Regions from separate parts of the Homo sapiens genome. Here all the other regions are linked to region 3. Evidence: chromatin loops called from intact Hi-C (ENCODE). Cell type or tissue: OCI-LY7. All regions are shown on one strand.

Region 1 (2,500 bases), 210 kb after region 3:
TAAAAATAGAAATCAAAATTTCCTATTTCTATCACGCAAAGACAAACGTTATGAACATTTTGGTACGTTTCTTTTTTTTTTTTTTTTTTTTTTTGAGACAGAGTCTCGCTCTGTTGCCCAGGCTGGAGTGCAGTGGCGTGATCTCGGCTCACTGCAAGCTCCGCCTCCCAGGTTCACGCCATTCTCCTGCCTCAGCCTCCTGAGTAGCTGGGACCACAGGCACCCGCCACCACGCCCGGCTAATTTTTTGTATTTTTAGTAGAGACAGGGTTTCGCCGTATTAGCCAGGATAGGATGGTTTTGATCTCCTGACCTCGTGATCTGCCCGCCTCGGCCTCCCAAAGTGCTGGGATTACAGGCGTGAGCCACCGCGGCTGGCCTGGTATGTTTCTTTCTAACTGCTCCTTAAATGGCATTTTTTTAAGTTGTGAACTAGATAAATAGTGAGCAGCCCCCATTTTATATAACAAATTAAACATGTCCCCATGTTTTAATAAATCTCCACATTTTCATGTATATGAGATATTTGATCTTTGCATCTTGTGGTTAAACTCACCATTTCTCATTTGGGTTTTCCCAGTTTTAAGATTTGAGTATCTTTAAGCATAACCTACTTATCTTCTTCTTAAGACCTTGTTGTTTCTAACTCTGCATCTTCACTTCTTTGGTGAGTTCAGATTCTGTGACTTTGTCCCTCAAGAAGCAAGATTTAGACCTACTTTGTCTGCTTTTTCTTTTATTTTAGAAATGCTGAGCCTGATGAACAGGACTTTGAGAAGAGCAATTCCCGAAAGCGCCCTCGGGATGCCCTGCAGAAGGAGGAGGAGATGGAGGGGGACTACCAAGAAACCTGGAAAGCCACGGGGAGCCGATCCTATAGCCCTGACCACAGGCAGAAGAAACATAGGAAACTCTCGGAGCTCGAGAGACCTCACAAAGTGTCTCACGGTCATGAGAGGAGAGATGAGAGAAAGAGGTGTCACAGAATGTCACCAACTTACTCTTCAGACCCTGAGTCTTCTGATTATGGCCATGTTCAATCCCCTCCATCTTGTACCAGTCCTCATCAGATGTACGTCGACCACTACAGATCCCTGGAGGAGGACCAGGAGCCCATTGTTTCACACCAGAAGCCTGGGAAAGGCCACAGCAATGCCTTTCAGGACAGACTCGGGGCCAGCCAAGAACGACACCTGGGTGAACCCCATGGGAAAGGGGTTGTGAGTCAAAACAAGGAGCACAAATCTTCCCACAAGGACAAACGCCCCGTGGATGCCAAGAGTGATGAGAAGGCCTCTGTGGTGAGCAGAGAGAAATCACACAAGGCCCTCTCCAAAGAGGAGAACCGAAGGCCACCCTCAGGGGACAATGCAAGGGAGAAACCGCCCTCTAGTGGCGTAAAGAAAGAGAAGGACAGAGAGGGCAGCAGCCTGAAGAAGAAGTGTTTGCCTCCCTCAGAGGCCGCTTCAGACAACCACCTGAAAAAGCCAAAGCACAGAGACCCAGAGAAAGCCAAATTGGACAAAAGCAAGCAAGGTCTGGACAGCTTTGACACAGGAAAAGGAGCAGGAGACCTGTTGCCCAAGGTAAAAGAGAAGGGTTCTAACAACCTAAAGACTCCAGAAGGGAAAGTCAAAACTAATTTGGATAGAAAGTCACTGGGCTCCCTCCCTAAAGTTGAGGAGACAGATATGGAGGATGAATTCGAGCAGCCAACCATGTCTTTTGAATCCTACCTCAGCTATGACCAGCCCCGGAAGAAAAAGAAAAAGATTGTGAAAACTTCAGCCACGGCACTTGGAGATAAAGGACTTAAAAAAAATGACTCTAAAAGCACTGGTAAAAACTTGGACTCAGTTCAGAAATTACCCAAGGTGAACAAAACCAAGTCAGAGAAGCCGGCTGGAGCTGATTTAGCCAAGCTGAGAAAGGTAACCCCTTCAGCCCCTTGGTGGCTTCCCACCCAGAGCACCTGGCCCTGCAGAGCTCAGAGGATTGCCCTGCCACTGTTTTCCTTAGCTTGCTTTTGGGGGGCATGTTGAATTTCAGTGTGCAGTAATTTCCTCTGGGCTTCACTGGTTGTCAGGGTATATGGTACCGCAAATAAGAATTTTCTGCATTATTCTCTTGTGATGGGCTCATCTGTATTTATTTCCTGACTGAGGTGGTGTCAGACATGACTGTGGCCCCCTCCAACCTGGATCTTCCTGTGCAAGATGTCCAGTTAATGCTCCCGGGAATAGACTGTAGGAAAGAGAGCTGTGCTTCTACTCACTGACTCTCCACCCATGGGTCTGTCCCCTGCAGGTGCCTGATGTGTTGCCAGTGTTGCCAGACCTCCCGTTACCCGCGATACAGGCCAATTACCGTCCACTGCCTTCCCTCGAGCTGATATCCTCCTTCCAGCCAAAGCGAAAAGGTAATTTTCTATATCTTCTTTTTCTTAATGGGAAAAAGATTTAAAAATTCATTCAAGGCAGGGTACAGTGGCTCACACCTA
Region 2 (2,500 bases), 570 kb before region 3:
CCCACTTACTTGTGGGTAGGAGCATCCTAGCGATTGTGTTACATGGTAGGTTCTGAGCCAGTGAGTCGGGGTGGTATCTGAGAGCCTACATTTCTAACAAGCTCCTAGGTGATGCTGAGGCTGGTGTAAAGACCACACTTTGAGGAGCGAGGCTCCTCTGCAACTCACGGATCACACCAGCCTCCACCTCATTATTTCAACGGAGCCTTGAATTGCTATCTCCTTCTACTAATGCTCAGGATTGGGGATGGATGGAGGCAAGCCTTCTAGATCTTCTTCTGTAGCCCCCATAGCCAAAAATCTGAGTGATTTTGTCCAAACTTCACATTGTATGGCTGGCAAAAGAGGCTCACAGAGGGGAAATGACTCACCAAGGTCACATAGCAAGTTTACTGACAACAATTGATCTGGGACCCAGGTCTTTTTCATTGCACTTGGCTGTTTGGTTAATCTTCTCTGTGGCTCAGAACTGGCAGCCCGCTTCTTGGACACAGACTGCCTGTTGACAATGTACCACATACGGTCTTTAGAGCCCCCTGTGCTATGTCCTCTGGTCTCCACAATCCCAGGAGGCAGCTTCTATTCTGTCTCCATTTTACATCCGAGGAAACTGATGCTCCGGAAAGGGAGGTCCCCAAGAAATGGCAGAACTGGGTTTGGACCCAGGAGTCCTGTCGTTCCCCAGACACTGACAAGACTCCTCGGTTGCTGTGAGGATTAAATGGAATGTGCTCATGAAGCAAGCAGCCCAGAGAGAGCCTGGCACCTACTAAGGGCTCCATGAAGTTCGGCTTCCTACAATGACTCGGGTTTTTTTGTTTGTTTGTTTGTTTGTTTGTTTTTGAGACAAGGTCTCACTAACACTACCTAACACTAATCAGTCTATGGGCAAAGACTGTGTCTTATTCAGGTCTATGTCCCCAGACCTAGCACTCCTGGGTTCTGCAGTCCTTGCCCCCAGGACACCACCCCCTCCCTGAGAACCACTCCCTTGCTCCTAGCCCAGTTCTGAAGGCAGCCATTTTTCACTGCAGAGACCAGCCCTGCCCCTCCCGAATTTAACTAGACGGGAACCCACAGCGTGTCATACAGCACAGTGGCCCCAGGATGGCAGTAGATGCCCATGTGTAAGATCTCTGGCCCAGCCTGAGCCTCCTTTAAAGGGTAATTTACTTGCATGTGTCTCTTCCTCCAGGCCCTTGTCCAGGGGCTTTCCATCCATGAACCAAGATATTCCCCACAATATCCCCATAGGGAGGAATTATTCACCATCATTTACACACGAAAGATCATGTTCATCCTTTGCCCTTCATGGCCGCTTCCTACTCTTTGGGGAAAAACCAAAAACCTTACATGCGTAGTTTAAACCTATCCAGTAGATGTCCCTATGGGTCAGGCTGCAAGAGTTCAAATTCCAGCTTCCCCACTTATTACCGGTGTGACTTTGGTTGGATTTCTTGGCTTCTCTTGGACCTCAATGTGCTCATCCATAAAATGGGGTAATGAAGTAGAACCCACCTCCTTGCAGGGAGGAGTGAGGATTGCATGAAATAATACACCTAAAATGTACAATCCAGTAGCTGGCACGCAGCAAGTGCTCAGCAAATGTTAGTCACTCTTATTACCATGAGTCTCATTGGCCTCTCCTCCTGGGAGAAACTAATTGTCCTCACCCTCTGCATCAGGACCTTTAAGAAAGAAGAATGTGGGCCGGGCATGATGGCTCATGCCTATAATCCCAGCACTTTGGGAGGCCAAGGCAGGCGGATCACTGGAGGTCAGGAGTTTGAGACCAGCCTGGCCAATATGGCGAAACCCCATCTCTACTAAAAATACAAAAATTAGCCAGGCGTGGTGGTGGGCACCTGTAGTCCCAGCTACTTGGGAGGCTAAGGCTGGAAAATCGCGAACCCAGAAGGCAGAGGTTGCAGTGAACCGAGATCACGTCATTGCCCTCCAGGCTGGGTGACAGCAAGACTCTGTTGAAAGAAAGAAAGAGAGAAAGAGAGAGAAAAAAAAAAAAAGGAAGGAAGGAAGGAAGGAAAGAAGGAAGGAAGCAAGGAAGGAAGGAAGGAAGGAAGAAGAATGTGGGCCAGGCACAGTGGCTCAAGCCTGTAATCCCAGCACTTTGGGAGCCAGAGGTGGGCAGATCTCTTGAGGTCAGGAGTTCGAGACCAGCCTGGCCAACATGGCAAAACCCCATCTCTACTAAAAATACAAAAATTAGCCTGGCATGGTGGCGGGTGCCTGTAGTCCCAGCTACTTGGGAGGCTGAGGCACAAGAATCCCTTGAACTCGAGAGGCAGAAGTTGCAGCAAGCCGAGATCACACCACTTCACTCCATCCTGGGTGACAGAGCAAGAGAAATAAAGAGAGAAAGAGGGAAGGAGAGAAAGAAAAGAAAGAAAGAAGGAAAGAAGGAAGGAAGGAAGGAAAGAAAAAGAGAAAGAAAGATGAAAGAAAGAAAGAAAGAAAGAAAGAAAGAAAGAAAGAAAGAAAG
Region 3 (2,500 bases):
CCACCATACCTAGCCTATAATTCACTTTCTAACCCACCTCCCCGCCCACTGCTCTCCCCCACGCCCTGCCCTATACACTGCCCCACCCCTGTGATTATTCCTCCCCAAACAAGCAGATCAAAAGTGATGCTAAGAAGTCGGGCACAGTGGCTCACTCCTATAATCCCTGCACTTTGAGAGGCCAAGGCGGGAGGATGGCTTGAGTCCAGGAGTTCAAGGCCAGTCTAGGCTACCTGGCGAGACTCTGTCTTTACAAAAATATTTAAAAATTAGCTGGGCGTAGTGGTATATGCCTGTAGTCACAGCTCCTCAAGAGGCTGAGACTGGAGGATCTCTTGAGCCCAGGAGGTCATGGCTGCAATGAGCTGTGATTGTGTCACTGCATTCCAGCCTGGATGACAGAGGGAAACCCTGTCTAAAAAAAAAAAAAAAAAAGCTAATAGTTGCAAAGCAAGCACATTCATGCCCGATCTGCTTAATTATCACAACAGCCCTATGAGGAAGCCACCATTAGCCCCACAGAACAGATGAAGGAACTGAGCCCAGGAGTAGTTCGATGATTATGCCTGAAGGACAGCTTGTGTGTCAGGGCCCTGAATTTTATTTACTATGTGTGGGTCACCTTTCTGAAGGCTCATAAACTTCCACGCATATGATCCTCATATCATCCCCATGAGATGTGTAATATCATCACCCCCATTTTATAGATGAAGAAACTGAGACTCTGAGCATTTACGTAACTTACCCAAGGCCACAGGGCTGGTGACAGTAGAGGTGGTTTTGAGCCAGGGCTGTCCAGGTACACCCTCTCAACCACTTTGTCATCCTTCCTCTGGATATTCTCTGGACACCTTGGCTTTAGCATGTGCAAGTAGGACGACACCCCCCTCACCAAGAGGTAGTAAGGATTAGATCTAATATGTGTGTGTATCTGGATCACAGTAAATACCCAGGAAAAGAGGTCATCATTTTTGTTCCTCTCTGACAATTGCAGCAACTGGCCGCCAGAGGGGAGTCATGCACTGAAGACCTAAGCCCTTCCCAGGTGACTGGTTGACCATTCAACGGTTAAGAATTGTGCTGGGCCCTTTTATCTCTGTGCCCAAATGTGGGATCAAGGACAGATCTCACCAGTACGGAACTACAAGGATCTTTTGACTCTTGCAAAAGAAATACAGCTTAGGCCTTAAAACCCATCTAAGGCCCCTTTACCAACACCAATTCTAGGACTGGGAGGGTGGGGGAGATCCCTGTGGAGGGAGGCCCAGCTGTGTCCCATTTGGTGGTGGCAGTGCTGGGGGAGCAGCAATTATCAGTAATTCCTCTCCTGCTGGAGGCTGGGCTCCTGGAGCCACAGCTGCAAGGTGGGAGGTGGCAAGGAGGATTTTGGAATTGTCTCCCTAAGGGGTTTCCATGGTTACAGATGGATACAGGCAGCCCACTAGGCTGGGTCCTTTCTCCATATTGTCTCCTGGGGAGACAATGGGCTTTGGGGATGGGGCGGCATGCCACGCAGATCATTTCTAGAGCAGGGACCATGAGTGCCTGCTCTGTGAACCCCTGGACCCCAGCTGCTGGGACAGAGGGAGTTGGGCACAGGGATCAGCCTTGGTAACCGACTGCTTGCTTTGGGGTACAACACTACTGCTACAGCAACTCAAGAGAGGCTGTCCGCTGAGCCACTCAAGCAAATCTGAGGCTCCAAAACAGCCAAACTGCAGAGGCCTCCAGGTATTTAAAAAGCATGCATTTTGGAGTCAGATAGTCATGTCATGATTCTGTCCCTTGCTAGCTGTGTGACTTGGGCAAGTTATTTTACCTTCCTGAGTCCCCGTGTCCTTATCGCGAAAGTGGGACAACACCCACTTTATAAAATTGGTGTGAGGAAGCAATAAGCACAAAGCCTAGTGCCAAGAAAATGCTCAGAGAGTTCCTAAGCTCAGGTGGGTTGATGGGGTCCTGGGATGTGGGACTGGCTCTGTACCCACTCTGTGGCCTTAGACAAGGCCCTTCTTATTTCTGGGTCTCAGCTGCTCCATCTATGACTTGGAGACTTTGAAAGGCTTATAAAGGATGAAAGCTACTCAGGAGGCTGAGGTGGGAGGATCCCTTGAGTCCTGGATCCAAGACCCGCTTGGGCAACATAGTGAGACCCGCCCTGCCTCGAAAGAAAAGGAAGTACCTGGCCAGGCGCGGTGGCTCATGTCTGTAATCCCAGCACTTTGGGAGACCGAGGTGGGCAGATCACGAGGTCAAGAGTTTGAGACTAGCCTGGCCAATGTGGTGAAACCCTAACTAAAAATACAAAAAACATTACCGGGCATGGCCAGGCGTGGTGGCTCACACCTGTAATCCCAGCACCTTGGGAGGCCAAGGCAGGCAGATCACAAGGTCAGGAGATCGAGACCATCCTGGCTAACACGGTGAAATCCCGTCTGTACTAAAAATACAAAAAAAAATAGCCAGGCGTGGTGGCAGGTGCCTGTAGTCCCAGCTACTC

What was found. A loop is a pair of places that touch in the nucleus more often than their neighbours do. Peaks named below come from ENCODE experiments on the same cell type or tissue, not always from the same donor. Only the 100,000 strongest peaks of a DNase experiment are listed, where the experiment ranks them.
Region 1: a loop joins it to region 3, with 11 times the contacts of the local background. A loop is called at or near these places in 26 of 110 quality-filtered maps.
Region 2: a loop joins it to region 3, with 17 times the contacts of the local background. A loop is called at or near these places in 10 of 110 quality-filtered maps.

What each region holds. Positions count from the first base shown.
Region 1 is chr1:23,750,100-23,752,599 of GRCh38, forward strand. ELOA (elongin A) reads left to right here. Exons shown (of 11, transcript NM_003198.3): 4 at 746-1,931; 5 at 2,308-2,419. Among named protein-coding and RNA genes, the nearest start is that of ELOA, 7.9 kb to the left of the region's middle. In OCI-LY7, CTCF peaks have their summits at 1,406 (motif pointing left) and 1,611; a DNase peak (open chromatin) is centred at 1,372.
Region 2 is chr1:22,975,498-22,977,997 of GRCh38, forward strand. No RefSeq gene overlaps it. Among named protein-coding and RNA genes, the nearest start is that of LACTBL1, 3.9 kb to the left of the region's middle. In OCI-LY7, CTCF peaks have their summits at 1,143 (motif pointing right) and 1,346 (motif pointing right); a DNase peak (open chromatin) is centred at 1,094.
Region 3 is chr1:23,543,874-23,546,373 of GRCh38, forward strand. All of the region lies in intron 1 of LOC124903876 (a long non-coding RNA gene), which reads left to right. Among named protein-coding and RNA genes, the nearest start is that of E2F2, 14 kb to the left of the region's middle. RefSeq lists an enhancer at 865-1,159. In OCI-LY7, CTCF peaks have their summits at 999 (motif pointing right) and 1,208; a DNase peak (open chromatin) is centred at 1,028; H3K27ac peaks cover 2,199 bases.